2 separate regions of the Homo sapiens genome follow, and region 2 is linked to region 1. Evidence: chromatin loops called from intact Hi-C (ENCODE). Cell type or tissue: CD4-positive, alpha-beta T cell. All regions are shown on one strand. Links, peaks and the distances in the headings refer to the core of each region. The heading gives the core; the rest is flanking DNA. Region 1 has its middle 32 kb from the start of PRB4. Region 2 holds the start of PRB2 (proline rich protein BstNI subfamily 2).

The links. Peaks named below come from ENCODE experiments on the same cell type or tissue, not always from the same donor. Only the 100,000 strongest peaks of a DNase experiment are listed, where the experiment ranks them.
Region 2: it touches region 1 in a loop (2.4-fold over the local background); 11 of 110 quality-filtered maps call a loop at or near these places.

What each region holds. Positions count from the first base shown.
Region 1 is chr12:11,336,246-11,348,778 of GRCh38, forward strand. No RefSeq gene overlaps it. Among named protein-coding and RNA genes, the nearest start is that of PRB4, 32 kb to the left of the region's middle. In CD4-positive, alpha-beta T cell, for the core only: no CTCF peak of the experiment used is centred there; no DNase peak of the experiment used is centred there.
Region 2 is chr12:11,390,361-11,402,893 of GRCh38, forward strand. It overlaps PRB2 (proline rich protein BstNI subfamily 2), which reads right to left and starts at 5,207. Exons shown (of 4, transcript NM_006248.4): 1 at 5,106-5,207; 2 at 4,135-4,170; 3 at 2,434-3,617; 4 at 1,180-1,288. The coding sequence starts at 5,169. The coding sequence ends at 2,467. It overlaps LOC124902878 (a long non-coding RNA gene), which reads right to left and starts at 9,528. Exons shown (of 3, transcript XR_007063211.1): 1 at 9,451-9,528; 2 at 8,935-9,117; 3 at 8,277-8,480. In CD4-positive, alpha-beta T cell, for the core only: no CTCF peak of the experiment used is centred there; no DNase peak of the experiment used is centred there.

The sequences.
Region 1 (12,533 bases), core at 2,181-10,180:
TGCACATTGATTTTGTATCCTGAGACTTTGCTAAAGTTGCTTATCAGCTTAAGGAGATTTTGGGCTGAGACGATGGGGTTTTCTAAATATACAATCATGTCATCTGCAAACAGGGACAATTTGACTTCCTCTTTTCCTAGTGGAATACCCTTTATTTCTTTCTCCTGCCTGATTGCCCTGGCCAGAACTTCCAACACCATATTAAATAGGAGTGGTGAGAAAGGGCATCCCTGTCTTGTGCCAGTTTTCAAAGGGAATACTTCCAGTTTTTGCCCATTCAGTATGATATTGGCTGTGGGTTTGTCATAAATAACTCATTATTTTGAGATACACCCCATCAATACCTGGTTTATTGAGAGTTTTTAGCATGAAGGGCTGCTGAATTTTGTCAAAGGCCTTTTCTGCATCTATTGAGATAATCATGTGGTTTTTATCTTTGGTTCTGTTTATATGATGGATTATGTTTATTGATTTGAGTATGTTGAACCGGCCTTGCATCCCAGGGATGAAGCCCTCTTGATCATGGTGGATAAGCTTTTTGATGTGCTGCTGCATTCGGTTTGCCAGTATTTTATTGAGGATTTTTGCTTCTATGTTCATCAGGGATATTCGTCTAAAATTTCCTTTTTTGTTTCGCCTCTCCCAGGCTTTGGTATCAGGATGATACTAGCCTCAAAAAAATGAGTTAAGGAGAATTCCCTCTTTTTCTATTGATTGGAATAGTTTCAGAAGGAATGGGACCAGCTCCTGTTTGTAACTCTCATAGAATTCGGCTGGGAATCCATCTGGCCCTGGACTTCTTTCTGGTTGGTAGGCTATTAATTATTACCTCAATTTCAGAGCCTGTTATTGGTCTATTCAGGATTCAACTCCTTCCTGGTTTAGTCTTGAGAGGGTGTATGTGTCCAGGAATTTATCCATTTCTTCTAGATGTTCTAGTTTATTTTCATAGAGGTGTTTATAGTATTCTCTGATGGTAGTTTGTATTTCTGTGGGATCGGTGGTGATATCCCCTTTATCATTTTTTATTGCATCTATTTGATTCTTCTCTTTTCTTCTTTATTAGTCTTGCTAGCAGTCTGTCAATTTTGTTGATCTTTTCAAAAAACCAGCTCCTGGATTCAACTATTTTTTGAAGGGTTTTTTCTGTCTCTATCTCCTTCAGTTCTGCTCTGATCTTAGTTACTTCTTGCCTTCTGCTAGCTTTTGAATGTGTTTGCTCTTGCTTCTCTATTTCTTTTCATTGTGATGTCAGGGTACGGATTTTAGATCTTTCCTGCTTTCTCCTGTGATTTAGTGCTATAAATTGCCCTCTCCACACTGCTTTAAATGTGTCCCAGAGATTCTGGTACAGTGTGTCTTCGTTCTCATTGGCTTCAAAGAACATCATTATTTCTGCCTTCATTTCGTTATGTACCCAGTAATCATTCAGGAACAGGTTGTTCAGTTTGCGTGTAGTTGTGTGGTTTTGAGTGAGTTTTTTATCCTGAGTTCTAATTTGATTGCACTGTGGTCTGAGAGACAGTTTTTTATGATTTCTGTTCTTTTACATTTGCTGAGGAGTGCTTTACCTCCAACTATGTGGTCAATTTTGGAATAAGTGTGGTGTGGTGCTGAGAAGAATGTATATTCTGTTGATTTAGGGTGGAAAGATCTGTAGATGTCTATTAGGCCTGCTTGGTGCAGAGTTGAGGTCAAGTCCTGGATATCCTTGTTAACTTTCTGTCTTGTTGATCTGTCTAATGTTGACAGAGGGGTGTTAAGTCTCCTATTATTATTGTGTGGGAGTTTAAGTCTCTTTGTAGGTCTCTAAGGACTTGCTTTATGAATCTGAGTGCTCCTGTATTGGGTGCATACATATTTAAGATAGTTAGCTCTTCTTGTTGAATTGATCCCTTTACCATTATGTAATGGCCTTCTTTGTTTCTTTTGATCTTTGTTGGTTAAAGTCTGTTTTATCAGAGACTAGGATTGCAACCCCTGCGTTTTTTGTTTTCCATTTACTTGGTAGATCTTCCTCCATCCCTTTATTTTGAACCTATGTGTGTCTGCACATGAGATGGGTCTCCTGAATACAGCACATTGATGGGTCTTGACTCTATCCAATTTGCCAGTCTGTGTCTTTTAATTGCAGCATTTATCCCATTTACATTTAAGGTTAATATTGTTATGTGTGAATTTGATCCTGTCATTATGATGTTAGCTGGTTATTTTGCACATTAGTTGATGCAGTTTCTTCCTGGTAATGATAGTCTTTACAATTTGGCATGTTTTTGCTGTTGCTGGTACCGGTTGTTCCTTTCCATGTTTAGTGCTTCCTTCAAGAGCTCTTGTAAGGCAAGCCTGGTGGTGACAAAATCTCTCAGCATTTGCTTGCCTGTAAAGGATTTTATTTCTCCTTCACTTATGAAGCTTAGTTTGGCTGGATATGAAATTCTGGGTTGAAAATCCTTCTCTTTAAGAATGTTGAATATTGGTCCCCACTCTCTTCTGGCTTGTAGAATTCCTGCCGAGAGATCAGCTGTTAGTCTGATGGGCTTCCCTTTGTGGGTAACCTGACCTTTCTCTCTGGCTGCCCTTAACATTTTTTCTTTCATTTCAACCTTGGTGAATCTGACAATTATGTGTCTTGGGGTTGCTCTTCTCGAGGGGTATCTCTGTGGCGTTCTCTGTATTTCCTGAATTTGAATATTGGCCTGCCTTACTATGTTGAGGAAGTTCTCCTGGATAATATCCTGCAGAGTGTTTTTCAACTTGGTTCCATTCTCCCCATCACTTTCGGATACACCAATCAAATGTAGATTTGGTCTTTTCACATAGTCCCATATTTCTTGGAGGCTTTGTTTCTTTTTACTCTTTTTTCTCTAAGCTTTCTTCTCACTTCATTTCTTCCATTTGGTCTTCCATCACTGATAACCTTTCTTCCACTTGATCAAATCAGCCACTGAAGCTTGTGGATGTGTCATGTAGTTCTCGTGCCATGGTTTTCAGCTCCATCAGTTCATTTAAGGTCTTCTCTATGCTGTTTATTCTAGGTAGCCATTCTTCTCATCTTTTTTCAAGGTTTTTAGCTTCATTGTGATGGGTTCAAACATCCTCCTTTAGCTCAGGGAAGTTTGTTATTACCATTCTTCTGAAGCCTACTTCTGTCAACTTGTCAAAGTCATTTTCTGTCCAGCTTTGTTCCATTGCTGGCAAGGAGCTGCGATCCTTTGGAGGAGAAGAGATGCTCGGTTTTTAGAATTTTCAGCTTTTCTTCTCTGGTTTCTCCCCATCTTTGTGGTTTTATCTACCTTTGGTCTTTGATGATGGTGATGTACAGATGGGGTTTTGGTGCAGATGTTGTTTTTGTTGATGTTGATGCTATTCCATTCTGTTTGTTAGTTTTCCTTCTCACAGTCAGGACCCTGAGCTGCAGTTCTACTGGAGTTTGATGGAGGTCCACTCCAGACCCTGTTTGCCTGGGTATCACCAGCAGAGGCTGCAGAGCAGCAAATATTGCAGAACAGCAAATGTTGCTGCCTGATCCTTCCACTGGAAGCTTTGTCCCAGATGGGCACCTGGTTGTATGAAGTGTCAGTCGGCCCCTACTGGGAGATGTCTCCCAGTTAGGCTACTCGGTGGTCAGGGACCCACTGGAGGAGGCAATGTGTCCATTCTGAGCCCTCGAACTCTGTGCTGGGAGAACAACTACTCTCTTCAAAGCTGTCAGACAGGGACATTTAAGACTTCAGAAGTTTCTCCTGCCTTTTGTTCACCTGTGCCTTGCTCCCAGAAGTGGAGTCTACAGAGGCAGGCAGGCCTCATTGAGCTGCAGTGGGCTCCACCCCGTTTGAGCTTCCGAGCCTCTTTGTTTACCTAGTCAAGCCTCAGCAATGGTGGCTGCCCATCCCCCAGCCTCACTGCCACCTCCCAGTTTGATCTAGGACTGCTGTGCTAGCAGTGAGCAAGGCTCTGTGGGCATGGGACCCACTGAGCCAGACACAAGATATAATCTCCTGGTGTGCCGTTGGCTAAGACCATGTAAAAGCGCAGTATTAGGGCAATAGTGTCCCAATTTTCCAGGTACTGTCTCTCATGGCTTCCCTTGGCTAGGAAAGGGAATTCCCTGACCCCTTGCACTTCCCTGGTGAGGCAATGCCCCGCCCTGCTTCAGCTCACACTCTATGGGCTGCACCCACTGTCTAACCAGTCCCAGTGAGATGAACTTGGTGCCTTAGTTGGAAATGCAGAAATCACCTGTCTTCTGCGTCACTCACACTGGGAGCTGTAGACTGGAGTTGTTCCTATTCGGCCATCTTGGAAGGATCTCCTCTCATTGCTTCTTAAAGTGAGTTATCCATTTGTGAAGGTCCGATTTACTTGGCCACAAATATTTCCTAATGCATCAGTGATGTCACCATCTCTCCACCCAAGCTTCACCATAAACTTGATATTTGTTCTTCCTAAAATTTTAGTGGAATTTTTGTTGCTCTGATAGAAGCTGTTTTCAAACTGCTTTCTCAATCATGTTAGTAACTGAACTAGATCTTGTTCAGACATGTAACAAGTTAGTACAAATGTACTTTTGTACAAAAAATGTTTATATCAATGCAAACTTTTAAAAAATAATATGTATTTTCCAAAAACAGTTTGGATACCCCTTATATTATTGGAAGGCCTCCTCATACAATGAAGTTTGTTGCAGATTTCTCTGCCATCGGCTGGTGATCAGGCAGATTGTTGTTTTCCTCCCCCACTCCTCTAGAATATTAGGGATGTTTGCTAAAGAGGAAATATATTACCAGTTAGAAATTCTTCTTTGGCTATCCAATAATAAAACAGTTGCAGTTTGACTTTATATGCTTTATGGGGGACATAGAGTATTTGCTTGGCCTAGCAGGCATGCTAATGTTATTGGAATGATGGTCATTGGTTTCTACACACTCCATTTGGACAGAGAAACTGGAGATAAATGGTCCTGCCTAGTGACTTACAGTAGACCTTCAAGTAGGAAAGGATGATCAGAGGGAAGGAGCAGACGGGAGTGCTTTGCAGCCTTCCCTCATTGCATAGGTTGCTGTAGAAGTGGTAGTCCTGGTGAAAGAAAGACTCTGCCTTGGCTTGGTGAGTACAGGAAGACAGGAGGCATTGCCTTCAAATATCACTCAGCTCAGGCCCTTTCTCTGACATTTTCCTAGGTCAGCAATGAGTGAAAGAGATTAGTGTATTAGGGAAGAATAAATATCAGCTATGAACTCTTCACATACAAATAAACGGAGGTGACAGAAGAGCCGAAAGAGACTCTATCAGTGAGTGAGGGTGGGTCAAAGAAAGGAGCAGGTCTGCAGCAAGAGCTCAGGCATGTTTCAGTCAGCTGAAGCTCTCAACAATCCACTTGCCTTCTAGTATGGATGCAAACATATATTGTCTCAAACAAGAGTCTTGATTTCTGCGTCTTAAAACTGCTCTCCCCTGACATAATTTGTTATGTCTCTCCTGAAAAAATACCACACATTGTGTAATTTAACAACAGAAATTGATTTTCTCACAGTTCTGGGGACTCACAGCCCATGATCAAGGTGTTAACAGGTTCAGTTCTTCTAAGATGTCTCTTCTTCCCTTTGACTTGGCTATTTTTTTGTTTTGTCTTCACACATGGGTTTCTCTGTACACATGCACCCCTGGTGTCCCTCCATGTGACCAAAAGTTCCTTTCTTATAACAACAGGAGTCTGATTAGATTGGGACCATCTTAATAGCCTAATTTTCATTTAGGTACCTCTATAAAAAGAAATTCTTTCCAAACACAATCATATTCTGAGGTACAGGGATAGGATTTCAACATACAAATTTGGGTAAAAACAATGCAGCCCATGATACCTCCTAATCTTTACTAAAACAATAACATTTTTTACAGAGTTCTCAAGAACATAGGAGTCACTTTTTACTTTTCACTCCACACCAAGCACTGCATATAAGCAAATACAGTGGGCTCCACTATAAAACACATCCCAAGATGACCCTTTCCATAATCTCTAATATAAGGCTCTAGTGGGGGCATGACCCTCTCTCCTGGAGGACTAGAACAGCCCCTAGCTGCCCTTGTAACCTTCCTGCTCCCACCACATTCCATATCACTTCTCCTCACAATAGCCAGTGTGATCTTTTAATAATAAATATTAAATATTACCTTCTTCCTTCATATCCTCTAAGTTTTCCTGATTTTCCTTTTAGTAAGATCTTGTAAAGTTCACACCTAAGTTTCTTCGTACTCACGTGTCATTCTCAAAGACTGGGAAGCTCTATGCATGGAACTGAAAGAAGAATTTTCTTCAACTTTACAATGCGCTGGTTTGTCTAGAACAACTAAAGAGTGGTTTGCCCAGAAGTTGAACATGGACAGAGTTGTGCTGATAGTGAGTGAATTGCATTTAGTCCCTGTGGTCTGAGGGGAGTTCCTCTGTGTGCCCATTTAATCAACTAAGCATTATGATGATACAGTTAACAATTCAACACAATTGTCTCTGAGAAGTGTACTTTGCTTAGGTTTTTCTAAAAATTCTGGCTACCCTATTATGATAGTGGTTCTCATATGCTGACTTACAGTAGAGTCTTCATAAACATAACTTTCACAATTATATTAGCACATTCATATTCTACAAGCCTATTGTAACATGATAGACTATAATAGGAAATATTTACCAAGCATTGACTATGTGCCATATAATCTTCAGAACCATCTTTTCAGGTAGTAATAATTTTTATTACAAGCTTCATTTTATAGATGAGATGATGGAAGCACATGCCAAGATAGTTATAAAGTTAGTAAGTGGTGTAGATGGCGGTAGTCTCCAGAGCCTCAGTTCTTGCCTCCTTTGCTCCACTGCTCTTTGCATTTATGAACATATTTGTTTATTTTCAAGAAAGTGAGAAGAAATTAGATCCAGACAAGAAACTCAGGTACTGGTTTTAGGACCTGCTTGAAGTAAAGCTTTTCTTAAGACATGACCAGGTGAAGTGAAAAAAAAAAACAAACAAAACTATTTTCTTAAAGTTGTTTCTAAATCATAAGCACATTACACAGGCTTCTACATTCCCCTTTTCTTCATCTTTGTGTATTTAGTCATGCACATGATTAATTTCTTCTTCTTCTTTTTTTTTTTTTTTTTTCTGAAGTCTCCCTCTGTCACCCAGGCTGCAGTGCAGTGGCACAGTCTCTGTTCACTGCAACTTCTGCCACCTGGTTTCAAGCGATTCTCTTGCCTCAGCCTCCTAAGTAGCTTGGATTACAGGCACCTGTCACTAGGCCTGGCTCATTTTTTTAGTTTTAGCAGAGACAGGTTTCACCATCTTGGCCTAGCTGATCTTGAACTCCTGACCTCGTGATACACCCGCCTTAGCCTCCCAAAGTGCTGGGATTACAGGCATGAGCCACCACCCCCAGCCACTTTCTTCTTTTTTATAAATGAAAAAATCACTGGCAATCAGGATCATGAAGTGCTTTTTATGCATGCTTACACACACTTTTCTCAGGAGACATTGGCTAAACTGTGGATACCATTTAAAGTGACCAACATTTTTATTCATATCTCACAAGAAATCCAAACAAAAAGAATTCCTCACCCTGTATATGCCAGGAAAAAAACAAAAAATCAATGTACCGAGTCACCTGGAAAAATCAAATTTATGTGTAGCAAATTTTATTGTATTAGAAAGCCTTTCTGTAATGCATTGGGACTGTAAAATGTTCATGGAAAAAGTATGTTATATTTAAAAAAGAATAGATTCCAATTTTTGCACCAAAATAAACTCATATTGACATGCTCTAACATGTCTGAACAGGAGCTACTTGAGTCATCAAGAAAAATAAGAGCAAGTTCAAAAGTTCCCCTATGAGAGCATCATGAATTCTTCTAAAATTAAAAAGAGTATAAACGTGAACTTCATGGTGAAGCTTGGGTACAAGAAGGTGAAATCAATGATGCTTTCTGAAACACTGGTAGGGATAATGGCCCTAAAAATTGGCAGTTCACAAGTAGGTAACTCATTTCAAGAAGGGATAAGACAAGGTTGAACCTAAAGCCCATAGACACAGAGGATTCATATCAAATTGCATGGATAAAATTGGTACAAGATGAATTTTTGTACCAATAATTCTCGGTACAAACAAGAGCCAACACTACAAAATTCTCAATTGGTTCCCCTTACCTGATTCGAATTGAGTAATTAATGTTGAGTAAATTTTTCACTCAATGGATGCCAAAACTATAGCAAAAATATAAGCTACAGACAGGAGCAGACCTTTCCATGAAATTTTAAATAAGGGGGATGAAGATCTTGAAGCATTTCTTCAAGGAATTCTAACAGGAGATGCAACCTGTCTTTACCAGTACAATCCTGAAAACAAATACGTCAAAGCAATAGCTATCAAGAGGTGGAAAGTCCAGTCAAGGCAAAAGTGGATAAGAAAAGTGCAAAGGTCATGTCATGGCAAGAGTTTATTGGGAAGCACGAGGCATTTTGCTGGTTGACTTTCTGGAGGGCAAAAGAATGACAATATCTGCTTATTCTGAGAATAGGGTCAGAAAGCCCAAGCTTTAGTAGAGAAATGCCTGGGGAAGCTTCAGCAGAGTCCTTCACCACAACAGTGCTCCTGCTCATTTCTCTCATCAAACAGGGCCATTGTGTGAGAGTTCTGATGGAAAATCATTAATGATTCACATTACAATCCTAATTTGGTTCCCTTGGTTTTCTTTTCATTTCATGATGTCATAATGTCTGTAAAGGGCATCCAGTATTCTTCAGTTAATAATGTAAAAAAGACATACAAATACCGGCCATGCTGACAAAAACGTATGAAGATTGGTCAATAAATATTCTCAATATTCTCCCTTTATGTTGCTCATTAATGATTGGGATTGGGAAATGGTTGAAACCTGAGTATCAGGTGTTAGAATTAAAACACACTTCACAAATGAGACTTTAATTTTGACTCTCTTCCACAGATAACAAGAGATAGAAAGATCAAAGATCCCCCAAAGCTGTTACAGTTCATTGGGGAAATGTATAATTCTGATGTTTATTCAGCTGAGCCTTGAGCAGTGTCTGCACTACTTGAATTTGAAAGCAAATGTGTCTTGCTTACTTGCATGAAGACACTTAGTCCATATCTCCTTTATTACTTCTTTTCCCCTACTCCGATCTCAATTCTGTTAAGCATTCAGGCTGGGCCTGAGATCTCACTGACCCAAGGAGGACCAAAGGTCCTATACACTCATCCCAACATATTGCAAGATATCAAGTAGGGTAAGGACTCAAATTGCTTATAACTGCTCAAACCACCACTGTACTTGGTTCTTTGAGAGTGGGGAAGGCATACCGAGAGCCACAGGATGTAGCCACAGGAGCATGTGAGAAGAAAGAAAGGAAGAGAAACCAAATCTGTGTCCTCTCTAGACACTGGGAGATGCACTTTAAAGAACGGTGAATCTGGGAAAAAGCTAAGGAAGAAAAGCCTTTTTGGTAGCTCTAGTCATTCTTTTTTTTCTTTTTCTTTTTAAATACTGGGACTTGCTCTATAGCTTAAGCTAGAGTGCAGTGGCACAATCCTGGCTCACTGCAGCCTCAATCTCCTGGGCTCAAGTAATCCTTCCATCTAACCATCCTAAGTCGCTAGGACTACAGGCACACCCACTGAGATACGATAAATTGGTAATTTTTTGTAAAGACAGAGGGTCTTACTATGTTGCCCAAGCTGATCTGGGATTCTTGGCATCAAGAAGTTCTCACACCTCAGCCTTCAAAAGTAGTGGAATTAGAGGCATGAGCCACCATGCCAGGCTAGTAGATATTCTTTTTACCTAAGCCTCATTGTCCTGCACTCCGTCAATCCCCAATCAGAAGACAGCAGAGCCACCTGACTACTGTGATAGCTTCTAATAAGCAGGTGTCAACCTCTGGTGTTCCTGTAGGAAGAAAAGAAAAAAGAAGTACCTGACCAACTGATGTGGTTTGAGTCAACAGTACACAAAAGAAAAAAGACAGAAAGACTTTGTAAATTGGGCTCTTGGGACACATTCGCACAGTTTTTTGTAGTTTTTACATTTGAATGTATGGTATGATATTAAATATTTATAACATTACCTCATTAGAGACAGAGAGAAACCTCCAGGCACAAGCTCCAAGTAGAAAAATGTTAGTGGGACAAACCCTTCTGGCATTTGAACCACCCAGTGGATTACAATGTAGCACTAGTGTCTCTTCCCTCCAATGTCCAAAGCTTGCCTTTTTGAAACTTTTCTGTATTGCAAACAGAGGAAATGCATATGTGCAAGACAAAATAGAAAATCACCCAATATACTTTAAAAAACCAGAAACAATTGAACAATTATTAAGGAATGAAACAATCAAGAGACAACAACTTCGAAGCAAATTGGATATTGAAATGATGAGACTTTAAAGCAGCTGTTATAGCCATCCTTTAAGAGGTCAATGTGTACACTCTCAAAATAAAAGAAAAAACTTCTCAGCAGAGAAAAATAAAGCATATAAGATAAAATAGAAATTTTAGAACTGTGATATATAATGTATAAATTTTTTAAAATTCATTATGTGTGATCAACAGCAGAAAGAAAATGATGGAGGACATAGCGTTCTTGAGTTTGCATTAATAGGAATTATATACTCTGAACAACACAGGATTAAATAGTCAAAAAAAATTTTGTTTGTGTCACAAATAAGAAAGGCTGTAACAAATGATGTGATAATCATGCAGTCTGAGTTTCAGAAAAAGAGAAAAACGAGGATGGTATTGAAAAAGGACTCAAAGAGAAAGGCTGAACCCCCCAAACTTGCAATGGGCATAAACCTGCAGATGCAAGAAATTGAGCAAATCCCAACCAAAATATATCCAAGGAAATCTATGCCCAGCAACATTGTAGTCAAATTTCTGAAAATTAAAACAAAGAAAATGTTTTAAAGGCAGATAGAAAGAAATAATACCATGCGTATAGGAAAAACACAATGTGAATATCTGTGGCGTTACTACCAGAAAGCAGAAAACAACAGAAGAATGTAGCTCAAATATTTGAAGTGCTGAAAGAAAAAAATTGCCAACCAGAGGTTTATGTCCAATAAAACTATCCTTCAATAAGGAGAAAGAAATCCAGTCATTCTCAGAAGAATGAAAAGAAAAATCCTAACAGAATTTGTTTCCAACAAACCAATTTTTTTAAAATGGCTCAAGCAAGTACTCTAAACAGAAAAAAAGTATAGAAGAGGAATTTCTGGAACAGCAAGAATGAAGCAAAAAAAGAAAAGAAAAAAAGCAACAGAAAATGGGGAAAAAGTAAGTAAACACAAAACATTTTCCTTTTTTTCTCAAATTTTCTGCAGGAGTTTCAAATTGCTCAACTGGCTATTGCTAATATTAAGGAGGAAAGAGATCTAGGGAATGAGGCAAAAAATAACATTCTTCTCTGGTGCCCCTAGAAATAAACTCAGCCTTGACACATGGATTTAACCAAGTGAGACCCGATTCAGAATCCTGAGCTACAAAACTGAAAGACAATAATGTCATGTTGAAGCAAAAATTATAAAACGTACTGTTTTTGCTAAATGCACGTAGAGATATATTTAAGATGATTATATTACAAACAGAGGTCGGTAAATAACAGGGATATAAAGTTTTCATATTTCGCCCCCGGAGGGTAAAAAGAGCACACCACTAGACTGTGACAAACTATGTATGTGTAATGTAATACCCAGAGCAACCACTAAAAATGCTGTATACAGAATGACACTCAAAAACATTGCAGATCAACGTAAATGGAATCAAAAAACCTTTTCAAGGAATCCACAGAAGATAGAAAGAAAGAAAACAATCAAAATGAGTATAAATATAAAGTAAACAAAATGGCTGTAAATTATTAACAATTACATGAAATGAAAATGGTTATTGAAAGTAAATTTCTGCCATTTCAGTTTGTGACTTACACTATTGTATATATATATACTTCAAGTACAAATATTAGCATTACAACTAATTTTACATAAACTCATTCATATTCTCATGCGAACATCTGGAAGATGCCTGGGCAATTCTCTCCACCTGCCCTGAATCAAACCAGTTCCAGGGGAGAAAGATGTCCGTCCCATCTGTGCTATGAAGATTAATGGCCTCCCAGAGACACACCCTTCCTAGTTCCCAGAATCAGTGTATATGTTAACTTACATGACAAAGGGGTACTAAGTTTGCTAATCAATTGACCTGAATATAGAGAGACTTTATGGGATCATCCAAGTACAAGCAATGTAATCACAACATACTTAAATGTTGAATGGGGAGGCAGAAGAGTCAGTGCCAGGGTGATGTGATGTGACGTGACGTGACGTGACGTGACGTGACGTGACGTGACGTGGCGTGATGTGTCATGATGTGATGTGATGTGATGGGAGGCTTATCTGGCTACTGCTGGCATTGAAGATGGAAGAGGGCCAAGGAATGTGGGCAAGTAAATGGGTTCTGCCCTGGAGACTCCAGCATGAAACAGC
Region 2 (12,533 bases), core at 2,856-10,855, 55 kb after region 1:
TGCTTCACCTATGATAATAGGAGAGAAGCCAGAGACCAGGGCTGCAACTGGGTTGCTCAACTTAGTGGTGGTTATGGTGAGATCATTCTGTTCGGATTTTTCCGACTTCTTAGTGAATTATCTGAGGCTATCGGTGGGCACAGGGGCAGTTTTCTAATATTGAACCTTCCTTGCTTGAGAAGCAGACATGCCAGTCTCTGCAATGTTTTTGGTATATATGTTATCTCATTAGTTTCCATACTCTAAGGTAGTTGTTATGATTATTCTCATTTTAGATGAGGAATTTGAAGCCCTGAGAGTCTAAGTAAACTTTTAAGACTCCAGAGATAGTAAGAAAAACAGTTAGGTCTTAATTAAAACCTGAGAGTGTCCAAAATTTTTGCTTCTTAAAATCATGCTGTCTCTTTAATGAAGTCCATTCAGGTTTCGTTGAAGAAAGATGAGGAAAATAGGAAGGGAGAGAAGTGATCACTGTTAAAATAGGGTCAATGAGATAGAGAGGGTTCTGGGGATAAGAAGCATAGACCCATATTCATTCCCTTGAAACCAAACTCAGCTTCTTAGAAATTATAAGGATCTCTTTCAGCTTCTGTGACTTTTTTGCATTTGTTGTGTTTTCTGTCCTTAAGATCACTGGAATATCAGTAAACAATCAGAAAATAATTTTAAAATTTCAATTTATGCTGTAGAAGTCATGGAAGGGCCAGGCATGGTGGCTCGCACCTATAATCCTGGAAGTTTCAGAGGCCGAGGAAAGCGGATCACCTGAGGTCAGGAGTTGGAGACTAGCCTGGCCAACATGGTGAAACCCCGTTTCTACTAAAAATACAAAAATTAGCTGTGCATGATGGTGGGCATCTATAATCACAGATACTTAGAAGGCTGAGGCAGGAGAATAGCTTGAACCCAGGAGATGCAGAAGGCAGTGAGCCGAGATCGTGCCACTGCACTCCAGCCTGGGTGAAAAAAGCTCCATCTTGGAGGAAAAAAAATAGAAGTCAGGGAAGTAGAGAAACAGTAAAACCTTTTTGCATGGCAGCTGGCTAAATTAGGATTAAGGAGGAGGGAAACTTCCCGGAGCATCAAGGAAAAGGGTTCCTAGATATTCGTGTAATGTCTTCTCTTGGTCCTCAGATCCCACATTCACAAATATTGAGAAACAGACACCACAATCAGAAATTGCAAGCTAATTATTTTATTGGTATACAGAAGTTAGAGCTATGATGACCTTTTTCCAATGTCATGGCATTTGAATCATTTGAATCACTCTCATCTTCTTATTCACTTCCTGAAACAAACAAACAAGGAAGTTCATAGACCAGACTTGACATGGCAGGAAATGTCGAATTCCTCACTGGTCTTACTGCACTACAGTACATGAGAGCCCATCCTCTCTCCCCCTATCCCTTCTACCTCCTGTGTTTCCTCCCTAATTTTTTGTGTGTTCACTCTTTGGATGCCCTTGCACAAAATGTGCTCCAAATTGTTCCTTACGTGATGAAGACAGAAGATCATTCTTAGCTTATTATTACTTGCTGCTGAATTTGTTCACAGATATATTTACACAGATGGGAACTGGAACATATTTTATAACAGTGAGAAGCTGAAACCACCCTCAGTGTCCAGTGACACAGATTGGTTAAAGAAATCACGGTGCAGCCACATAATGGAGTAGTATAAAATGGTAAAAACAAACAGATAACCACTGAAGAGATCTACTTAGCTTCATAGACGTATGTGGAAATTTTCAAAGAAATGTATTTTTTAAATGACTAACATATGTACCTGAATATAAATTATGGTATTAGTTCTGGGGGAAAAATATTCTAGTAGTCTATGTACACATAAATATTTCAAACAGAAGATGCCATAAAGTTAACAGTGGCAGTTTTCTGAAGGAGGGGAGGCAGGTAGGATGAGTCATGCCTTTAAATTTAGATTCATATTTTTCCATTGCATTAGATATTTTTTGTTAGCTTAATCATGTACTTATTGAACAGTAAGAATTTGAAAAATGAGACACCATTTAGCTGCTGAAAGTTCAGGGACCACTTGGCAGGAATACTGGACTCAAGAGGCTGGTGTGAGGCAGGACTGAGCAAACAGTGCTCAGGTGAAAACTTTAAATGGGAGGTCTCTCAGTTTGTGCACAGAAAACAGAGCGCCAGAGAGAACATGGTACTACTTCCTTGTTGCCAACACAACTTAAGACAGATTATTTGGAATTTTGTTTCTCAACATCAGAATTCCTTAAAGAGTTTGTTACAAATATAGGATCTTGTTACCCATTTCCAGAATATGTCAATACAAATCTTTAGAAATGGGATCTGGGACTATACAATGCCAATGGGCTTTTAGCTGATTCATTGGCACAATAAAGCTGGAGAGCTGTAGCAATTAGAGCACTTGGTGAAGAATAAACTGGAATCATACCTGTCATTGAATCCTAGATGACTGGGGAGGCTGTCACTGGGGAGGTCTGGAAGGTCTGCCCCCTTGAGGAGGGCGTGGTGGTCCCTGGGGCTGTCCAGCAGGAGGTGCCTGAGGCTGCTGGGGATTGCCTCCTGCTGGAGGTGGGGGACCTTGAGGATTGTTGCCTTCTTGTTGGGGTGGTCCTTGTGGCTTTCCTGGAGGAGATCGGGCACTTCGGGACTTGCTGCCTCCTTGTGGGGGTGGTCCTTGTGGCTTTCCTGGAGGTGGGGGACCTTGAGGTTTGTTGCCTCCTTGTGGGGGTGGTCCTTGTGGCTTTCCTGGAGGAGGTGGGGGACCTTGAGGCTGGTTGCCTCCTTGTGGGGGTGGTCCTTGTGGCTTTCCTGGAGGAGATCGAGAACTTCGGGACTTGCTGCCTCCTTGTGGGGGTGGTCCTTGTGGCTTTCCTGGAGGTGGGGGACCTTGAGGTTTGTTGCCTCCTTGTGGGGGTGGTCCTTGTGGCTTTCCTGGAGGAGGTGGGGGACCTTGGGGCTGGTTGCCTCCTTGTGGGGGTGGTCCTTGTGGCTTTCCTGGAGGAGATCGGGCACTTTGGGACTTGTTGTCTCCTTGTGGGGGTGGTCCTTGTGGCTTTCCTGGAGGTGGGGGACCTTGAGGTTTGTTGCCTCCTTGTGGGGGTGGTCCTTGTGGCTTTCCTGGAGGAGGTGGGGGACCTTGGGGCTGGTTGCCTCCTTGTGGGGGTGGTCCTTGTGGCTTTCCTGGAGGAGATCGAGAACTTCGGGACTTGTTGTCTCCTTGTGGGGGTGGTCCTTGTGGCTTTCCTGGAGGTGGGGGACCTTGAGGTTTGTTGCCTCCTTGTGGGGGTGGTCCTTGTGGCTTTCCTGGAGGAGGTGGAGGACCTTGAGGCTGGTTGCCTCCTTGTGGGGGTGGTCCTTGTGGCTTTCCTGGAGGAGATCGGGGACTTCGGGACTTGTCTCCTTGTGGGGGTGGTCCTTGTGGCTTTCCTGGAGGTGGGGGACCTTGAGGTTTGTTGCCTCCTTGTGGGGGTGGTCCTTGTGGCTTTCCTGGAGGAGGTGGGGGACCTTGAGGCTGGTTGCCTCCTTGTGGGGGTGGTCCTTGTGGCTTTCCTGGAGGAGATGGGGGACCTTGAGGTTTGTTGCCTCCTTGTGGGGGTGCTCCTTGTGGATTTCCTGGAGAACAAAGAGAGAAGAGAAAGACAGAGTAAAAGCCCATACAAGATTCCCTGAATAGTTGCAGTAAATTTTTATCAGTTTGGGTAACAAGCTGAGTGGGGAAACACACAAAAATGAGACCAAGACATTAATTTCTTTGCATTTCAGTGAAGACATAGAACTCTGGAGTGGAGCGCCAGGGAAGAACAAAGCAGTTGAGGGCCTCTCATTATAAAGAGGAGACAGAATGAGGATGCTGCCCATTTGTCTGTCATCTCCCAGCAGGCACTCCTGGCCAGGGGGATGAGGTAACCCACTCCTGCTGTCATCTAAGCCAAGCATCTCTGCCGTTCAATTTGGTGGCCTGCTCATGATGCCCAGAATCAAGGTTGCATGAAGAGTGCCTATATTATTAGGAGCACTAACATTAATCAATTCCCGAAAGGAAAGTTTTGATAAGAAGACACTGGAGAACTGATCCATTCATAAGCAGAAAAAGACAGTCAGAACAGATTGAGAATGAATCGGGATTTACCTGCTATTAGGGAGGGAGATTCTTCCTGGCTGACATCTAGAAGAGAAGCACAGGATGATGGGAACAGTTACATCTTGAACCTTACAAGACTCACAAGTGTTCTACAGGGAAAACAGACTTCTCACCACACCCCATGCATCCCCTAAGTTAACTCATCAGCCACCATCTGTGAAGCTGCTGGAAGGGGAGGAAGGTGTAAGGGGAGGCAGGGTTGTTATGACAGAGCAACAGCCATGAACTCAACATAGAAGAGCCCCTTTTTTCCCTCCCTAGCATCCCTCAAGACTTAATGCTAATTTAGTTCACAAATGCCAGGTACTTCAATGTGATATTTTGGTGTTCTTATGCCCTCCATCTCCTATAAATACATTGCTTATGTACACATGCTTTCTCAATTGGGGTAACCAGAAGTAATCATTTCAATACAATCTTACCCATACCACTCCCAGCACATTGAAATACTGCGTGTAAGGGAGAGAAAAATGACAATGATTGGCTCTGATATTTCTGTATCTCTAGTTAAACAGAGACAAGTGTTCCATCCAATTCTCTGTCTCTGCAGTATCTCTGATACTGTGTGTGTCTATCGCCGTCATCGATGCTGATGCACTGTACAGCAAGGCCACCATCATCCCTGTGTACTTACTGAGATCAGTTTAGGATCTTCACAGCTGGACTTCCATGAATCTGCCTTGCATTCTCTACTGCATCCTTCACAGCACAGTTCTATCTATAAATGCAAATCTTACCTTCTCATTCCCCTGGAACAAATTCTTTATTGGATTTCATTGTACATTAAATAAATTAGAAACTCTTATTGTGGAATGAGGGCACAACAAGTCTCCTGATCCTAGGCATGAAAACTCTGCAGCCCCATCTGTGTTTTCATTCTCCTCTCTTCCCCGTAATTACCATTATCACCTCCTAAGCCCCAAGCAGAGTCACCACATCTTCTCCCCCTTCTGTTTTACCTTCATTTAAGTTCTGAGCTGAGCTCAGGGCCAGCAAGGCCACTGACAGCAGAATCAACAGCATCTTGCAGGAGGCTCTGGAGTCACTCCCAACTCTGTGCTGGGAGGAACGTGGCAACTCCCTTTATAAAGAGGAGAAGAACAATGGCACCTTTGAGCTCCACACTGGGTGGGCCTCACCACCTCAGAGACTGGCTTCTGCTTTGCTCACTGCAGGTCAGGTGTTTCCTTTATTTTTCTTTGAGACTCTAGCCCAGAGAGATGAGTTGGATAGGATATGTTGTTAGTGTCTTATTTCCAAAAGGTACAACTATGACTTGAACAATGGTTTTGAAGGAACTGTGTCCAAGCCATCAGCACTGTGTCATCACTGAACTTTAGATATCATTAGAGTTTCAATCTTTTAGGTAAGACTATCATCCACTTTCCACTGTGCTATTTATTTCTGTTTATGTGTGTGTGAGCAGCGATGCTACAACCAGCAGTGAAGATGGTCAATATCTCTGGATATTATTATGCCCTATTTCCATCTCTTGTGATGTGTGTGTACAGATATTTTCATATTTAGCTCAATTTTTGATGTGATAGAGATGGTTTCTGCTATCTATGAGATGTGTGAGGACAGCACACTTCTGTGCACACATAGATGACAGAAAGCTGCCCCGCAGCCTGCTCAGGATAGGGCTATTGTTCAAGTTTCTGTGGATCTCACTCAGCTGAGGCAAGGCTTGGTCCTGTACAACACAGGAAGTCTAAAATTTTGTATTCTAAAGTAATTTTAGAGGTTATTAACGCAAAATGGACACAGAAACCACCAGGAAATTTCTAGACCTGAGAAAACTGAATACATAGTTCTGTGAGGGAGCCATGCGATGTCATGTTGCTAAAATTTCCTTCATGCTCTTCCCTTTCTCTAGAATATTCTATAAAATTCACCCACTGCTTCATTTCTTTTAGGAATTATATCGAATTCTTACCACTGATAATTAAGTGGCCACAATTCTACATTCAAATAAGATAATCAGATACCACCATCAAACCCTCAATTGCATTCTATTGGTTTTATTGGTTTAGTCAGTATTTGTGTTACCTGTTTTCTCAGATTCTTCTTCCACGAGTATTTTTCTACAATATTCTGATATGCATTCCTCCCCACGTTCTTTCTAGTACTTCTTTTACATATTTTATTTTCTGAGTCAAGCTCATTATGTGTATCTTTTATTATGTAGCTGGCTTTTCCCCATGAATTTGGTGAGATTTCCTTTATTTAATCTTTTAAGTAATAGGATATATACTCCTCACCATCTTTTTTCATTCCTGTCTGTGTAATTTCACAATAAATGTTGTGTTTCCAAAAAGCCCTCTCAGAGTCCTGCATTGTTAGCACTTCTTTTAGCTGCTGGTTCTTCTCTTATATCTGGTAAATCCCTGCTCATCAGTTCATGGAATATACAGGTTAGTCAGTATCAACAGCTGCCATTTACCACTTAGACCTTCTGTGTGTCTTGTGTAATTGTTCACATTTTGTGCATGGCTGGTGTTAATTTGAGAACAGATTGGTGGGAGGTATGATGGGGGTAGAGAGGGTATGTGACAGTAAATCCTAAAGACAGGCCTCTTGACCGTTGTGGATGAGTGGATCCTGTGCTGTGCACATGAGGGTCTGGTCTGGCCCTTCTGAAGAGTTGCGGATATTAGTACAGGGAGACTTCCTAATACAAAAGGCTTTGCTATGCATAACTTTGCCCTTGCAGGGGAACCAGGCAGATTGGTATTTTCCCTGGCATAAATATAGACATACTTCAAAGGGGAATACATTACTAATTGGCAGTTCTTTCTGGCTCTATGGAAAGTGGATTGGTTCTAGCTGAGCTTCATGAGTTTTATCTTAGGCAGGGAGTAGTTGCTTGGTCCCAGCAGATCCCAGTGCTTTGTTGAGATTTGTGTCTCTGGTCTCACAGACACTGTTTTCCATAGGAAATGGAAATGAACAATCCTGCCTAGCTGGCTTAAGCTAGACCATCAGGTAGCAAAGGAATGTCAGAGACAAGGAGCAACAAAGAGGCACGGATGACATTGCCTGATTATGTCACCAACTGAGGTTGCTACAGCCTGATGCAAGACAGACTTCCCCTTGGCAGGAGAGTACAGGAAGAGAACAGAAATGCCCCTAAAGGTCACTCATTTCAGGCCCTTTCCCTGGTCTTCTCCAGTGTCAGCAATGAGTAAAGTTTTTCAGGAAAGCATAAATATAAGCTATGCACTCACCAGACAAAACAAAAAAGAGGTGATGGAAATGTGGAAAGGGATACCGTCTGTGACTGAATGTGGGTGGAAGAGAGAAGCAGGACTGCAGCAGGAGCTTGGGCACCTATATGTGAGTGGCAGCCCTCAGCACTCCACTTGCCTTCTAATATCCATGTTCATATTCTCAGGTCCAGAAGGAACAGTCTTCAACATATGAAATTTTAGGAACACAGTTCAGCTCTCATAACAGCTCCCAACCTTTTCTAAGTCAAGTGTTCAGTGGTTCAAAACTCCTCACTCCCTTCAGGCACTGCCCTTTAGCAAATCGAGTTGCTTCCACTTTCAACACTCATCCCAAATACAACAACTTGCATAATCTTTACTAGAAGGTGATAGTTCAGGCCATGATGCTCTCTCCTGAAGAAGTTTAATATCCTCAGCTGCTCTTGGTAACATTCCTACCCCAGCACATCCCATATCCATTCCCCTCACATCAGTCACAGTGATCATTGAAAAGTAGGAATTAGATCATAACACTTTTGTGCTTCAAATGCTCTTAGGATTTTCTTCTGCACTTGTAATAAGATCCAAACTTCATGCCTCAGCTCTCTCACACCCACACATCTCCCTCTTTTTGAAGACGCGGAAGCTCTGTGAATGGAACAGAAAGCCAAATCCTCCTCAACTTACTGTGTTCATTGGGTAAACCAACCATTCTGATAACACAGTTGTGTTTGAGAATTCAGCGTTGCTTTGACTTTTCTAAAAACTTTGGTTACACTAGTAGGATCTTCATCTTTACATTTTTATTTGATGTTGATGCTCTCTAATATATATATATTTCACAATTATTTGAGCATATTTATATTCTTTCCATTTATCCTAGCAAAGGCTGATTATAATAGAAAACATTTCTTCAGCATTTACTATATGATATTCAATGTTCAGAACCATCATATTAGGGAGGTGTGATGATTATTATTATCTTAATTTTGTAGATGAGGTAATTTAGGTGCGTGTCTAGGTTCATATAAAGGTAGTAAGTGGAATGGAAGGCAGTCAGTTCTCAGATCTGAGTTCTTGCCTACTGTGCTCCAGTGGTTACTTGCTCTTCATTCATTCATTTCTCTAAAAGAAAGTGAAAGGAAATGAGATTCAGAGAACAAAAACAAGTTTCTCTTAGAATATTGTCAAGGTTAAATTTTCCTGAGACGTTAACAGCTAATGTGACTAAAAATATATTTTCCTGAGTAAACATGTTTGTTTGAAATCATAATCCCATTTAAACATATTCTAGTCTTCCGCTTTACCGCTTGCATTTATATAAAGACACTCAGAGGAATTAATTCCTTTTTTTTTCTAATTACAAAACCCTGTCAATGTAGATCCTGTATGTCCTTCCTTAATCCATGCTACATGCATTTTTCTTGGGTGGCGTATTAGCATTGACAAAATTTGTGTATGCCCTTTTAAATTGACTAAATTTGATCCTTCTAATCACAATGGATCTAAAATTCTAGAAATCCAAGAGGGAGCCTGGTCAGAGAGTTGTCTAAGAAAGGATAAACTATATACCACTTACATAACTTTCAGTCTTCTGCATGAAGATGTCACCTGTGTCCTGGCCCCAGAGCTGGTGTTCCACCCTCAGTGATTGGGGCCATAGAAGGCATTGGTCATCAGCCTAAGGTCAAGTGTCTGTAGCCTCATCACACCACTGTTATCACAATGTCAGAGTGTATTCTTCAGCTTTCAGTTAAACATCCTATCAGTTCATAGAGAAGTACAATCACAACTTATCTCATAAGAAATACAAAGCAATGTATGTCACCCTCATATTTTTCTGATCATGTACAAAGTCGGTAAGATGATAGGAATTTCATTAAAGTGATTAATCAATGACTCATTTATTAAACCCATAAACCTGTACCTATCTCTTTCAAAAGATGTTGTCTCCTCTGCTTAAGAACCACGAATTATTACTGTATTTCATTGATTTTGAAGTCCACATGTATGCATATTTATCATCTTGGAAATTGTTTTTAAAATATGATCACGACAGAATCATTCATCCAATGTTTTCTTCTTACAATGGTACCTTGATCTCCTCTCTTGAAGGGCTGAGGTCTGCTTTTACCTCCTTGGAGCTTGGGTAGAACTTCATTACTGCCATGACCAGTAGATTATATCAGAAGTGATACTTTGTGACTTTTGAGTCTGTATCATAGAAATGCCATGCAATTCCAAATTGTTCTTTATGGAACCTGACACATGCTGTGAGGATGTCCATGCTGTGAGACAGAGATAGAACATTCATTTTAAAAATGATTGGATCAAAACTGTCTCTAAACAATATTCAATAACCGAGTTTGTTTCAGTGACCCATTTGCTACCTATATCGTATATTATATTTCAACACATGCATGGCTACATAGCTAAAGATATATGGATCATTCCTTTCTATCTTGCATAGTGATGTTTCTGATGCCTTAGCTCTTCTAGTACTTACAATAGCACTTTGAGGATTTTTTGCATTTATGTTCACTTTTCAAAGTTAGAGATAAAATCTTAATGTGATTGAGTGACTTTCCCTAACACATACACTTCATAGGGAACAGCATAAGAAAAAGAAATGAAGGAGACAGACAGAGAGAGAGACAGAGAGAGAGAAATGAGACAATGACCTTATTCATGAGAACAATGTAAAATACCTAGGATCAAATAGCAAGAAATGCACAGGATTCAGTTGAAGAAGAATGATCAAACTTTGATGCAGAATATGCACTAAAATGTACATACATGTAAATTTCTGCACATGAAAATGCTATATTCAAATAGGACAAATTTTCCAGGTGTTCTGGCAAAAATTGCACAACAGTCCCCTCTTCATGTCTGATTTTGGCTTTGCTCAATCACAAACTCTGTTATTTTTCTATTTGTCATTCCAATTCCACAGTTTTGTTTACATTTGTTGTTTATTGTCATCTCTTCTTTCATTCTCCTCAATCTTGGGTATTAATTTCTGCTGTGCTTCTTTATTGTAATTTTGTTGGGACATTGGGAAAGGGCAGAAATCAGTCCATGTGTTCAATGCACTGTGCATTCCAATACCCTGAGTATAGAGATAAATTCCTTATCACAGTTTATAGCAGGTTCTACAGATGATCTTTTTGTTTATGACTCTTTCTATATAAGTGTATTCAAGTGACTTTACAAGGCAGACTGCTGTTACCTGTGTTCCTAATTTTATCAGAAGAATATGCCACTGTCTTTTCTTTCCTGGCTGCATTAAATGTAACATGACCATGACTTGATAATCACATGGTTATTTTTTACAACATTATTGAGTAAACATCTGGCAACAATCTTAAATATTGAATACATTTTTATACTCTAATATACTAACAAATATAATTTTTTAAAAACAAATGTACATTGTTTCAAGTCTATTACTTATCCATCTTTGGAATTGCCAAAGCAAATCTCTCCATATTATTAAAAAAAAAAAAAAAAAACTTTTGTGCCTTCTAGTAAACAGACATAGAAACAGAATTTTATGATATGATACATAAAAGAGTTTGTATTTATCTTACATTTTTGCTAACCTTACTTTTTAGCTAAGCTTTTGTCTATATTTGAATTTTCTTGATGGAAACATGCCTTTGTACATTTTTATTGAGCAATTAAAGGCTTATTTAACTAGTCAACCTAACAACATTGACATACGGTTTTTGTCAGATTGGAATGATCTACAAAGCTTCTGAAGCTTGAACTTTGGGGTCCTTCATGTGCACAGGCCCTTCCCAAGATCCTGTTTAGAGTGAACAGAATACAGAGATTTAGAAGGTTCATGAAATAGCAGTGGTCTTCTTTATGCCGACTCCTTTACTCAAGCCTTTATGTATTTTTCTGTCTTCCACTGACCCATGGGGATCATAAGATTTCAAGACCTTCTCCTCCCTAAAACAAACTCCAATCATTTGAGGGATATCTGAATTTTTTTCTGAAAAGAAGACTTGGGAATACCTATAGAAGCAAATTTCTAAATAATCTGATTCTTATGTCTACAAATAATGGCTATCTTCCTGCACTGCTGTAAATGTACTGTGCCATTGCAGATTATACATGGAGGAATCTAAAGAGTGTACTGTAGTGGTGACTGAAGGGCCTATTGAAATGAGGTACAGCTATAGATTCTTGCTCTTCCACTAGTTTTTCCCTTGAAGAACATACTCCCTGCACAATGGCACCTTCCCTTAGTATTTGTAGTGTTTCTACCTTTAAGCATGGAAGGAATGGTCAATGTTAGCAATGTTTTCTTTTCTTTACAATTTACGGCGGGGTAAGGACAATTCTCATGTTTGACTATAAAAGCAAGGGCAGCTTCATGGCCCTAATCCATTTGGGCATTTCTGCTGGTGTCCTGGATCCATCTATCTCCACATCTGTGTATCCAGAGATGGTGCTGACTGTGGCAATTACCAATTCATGGAGGTTCTTTGATTTTTAATAGGAAGAGTGATTTCCCCAGAGGTTTTCTCTTTAAATGAAGACATTCCTTCCCTGATTTCTGGGACATACCACTGTTGTTTATTCTGAAGAGTCCATGACTGGAACATCAGGGAAGGCCACAGATTTTTGTATTCTTTCTTTATTCAGGCTCTTTGGTTTTCCTTGGGAGGGATTCTACAACAGACTTACTAAGTGAGACTCTGAAACTCTGCCCCTATTTTGTACCCTTCTCCCCCAGGCATCTTGTTCGCTTAGCTGAGTACACTCTTGGGAAGAAGAGAGAATATGGTGGTAGCTCATGAGGACACGTCCAGTTTGCTTCCACAGCCTAAGACTCAACTGAATAAACACCTGAAATCTAAGTCTCCCTAAAGGTGTGCAACAGCTTTGGGGGATCTTTAACCATTTACCTCCTGTTATCTTTGGAATGGAGCAAAAACTAAAAGTGTTACATGGGAAGTTTGTTTCAATTCTACCACCTGGTACTCAGTTTACAAGCATTTCCCAATCCTACTTCTTAATGAGTTATATAAAAGGAGAAGATTTATTGACCATTTGTCATACATTTTGGTCAACATGTCAGTTATTGATATGTATTTTTTACATTATTAACTGAAGAAAAATGGATGCCTTTTACAAACGTTATAAGATTACAAAACACAAATACAT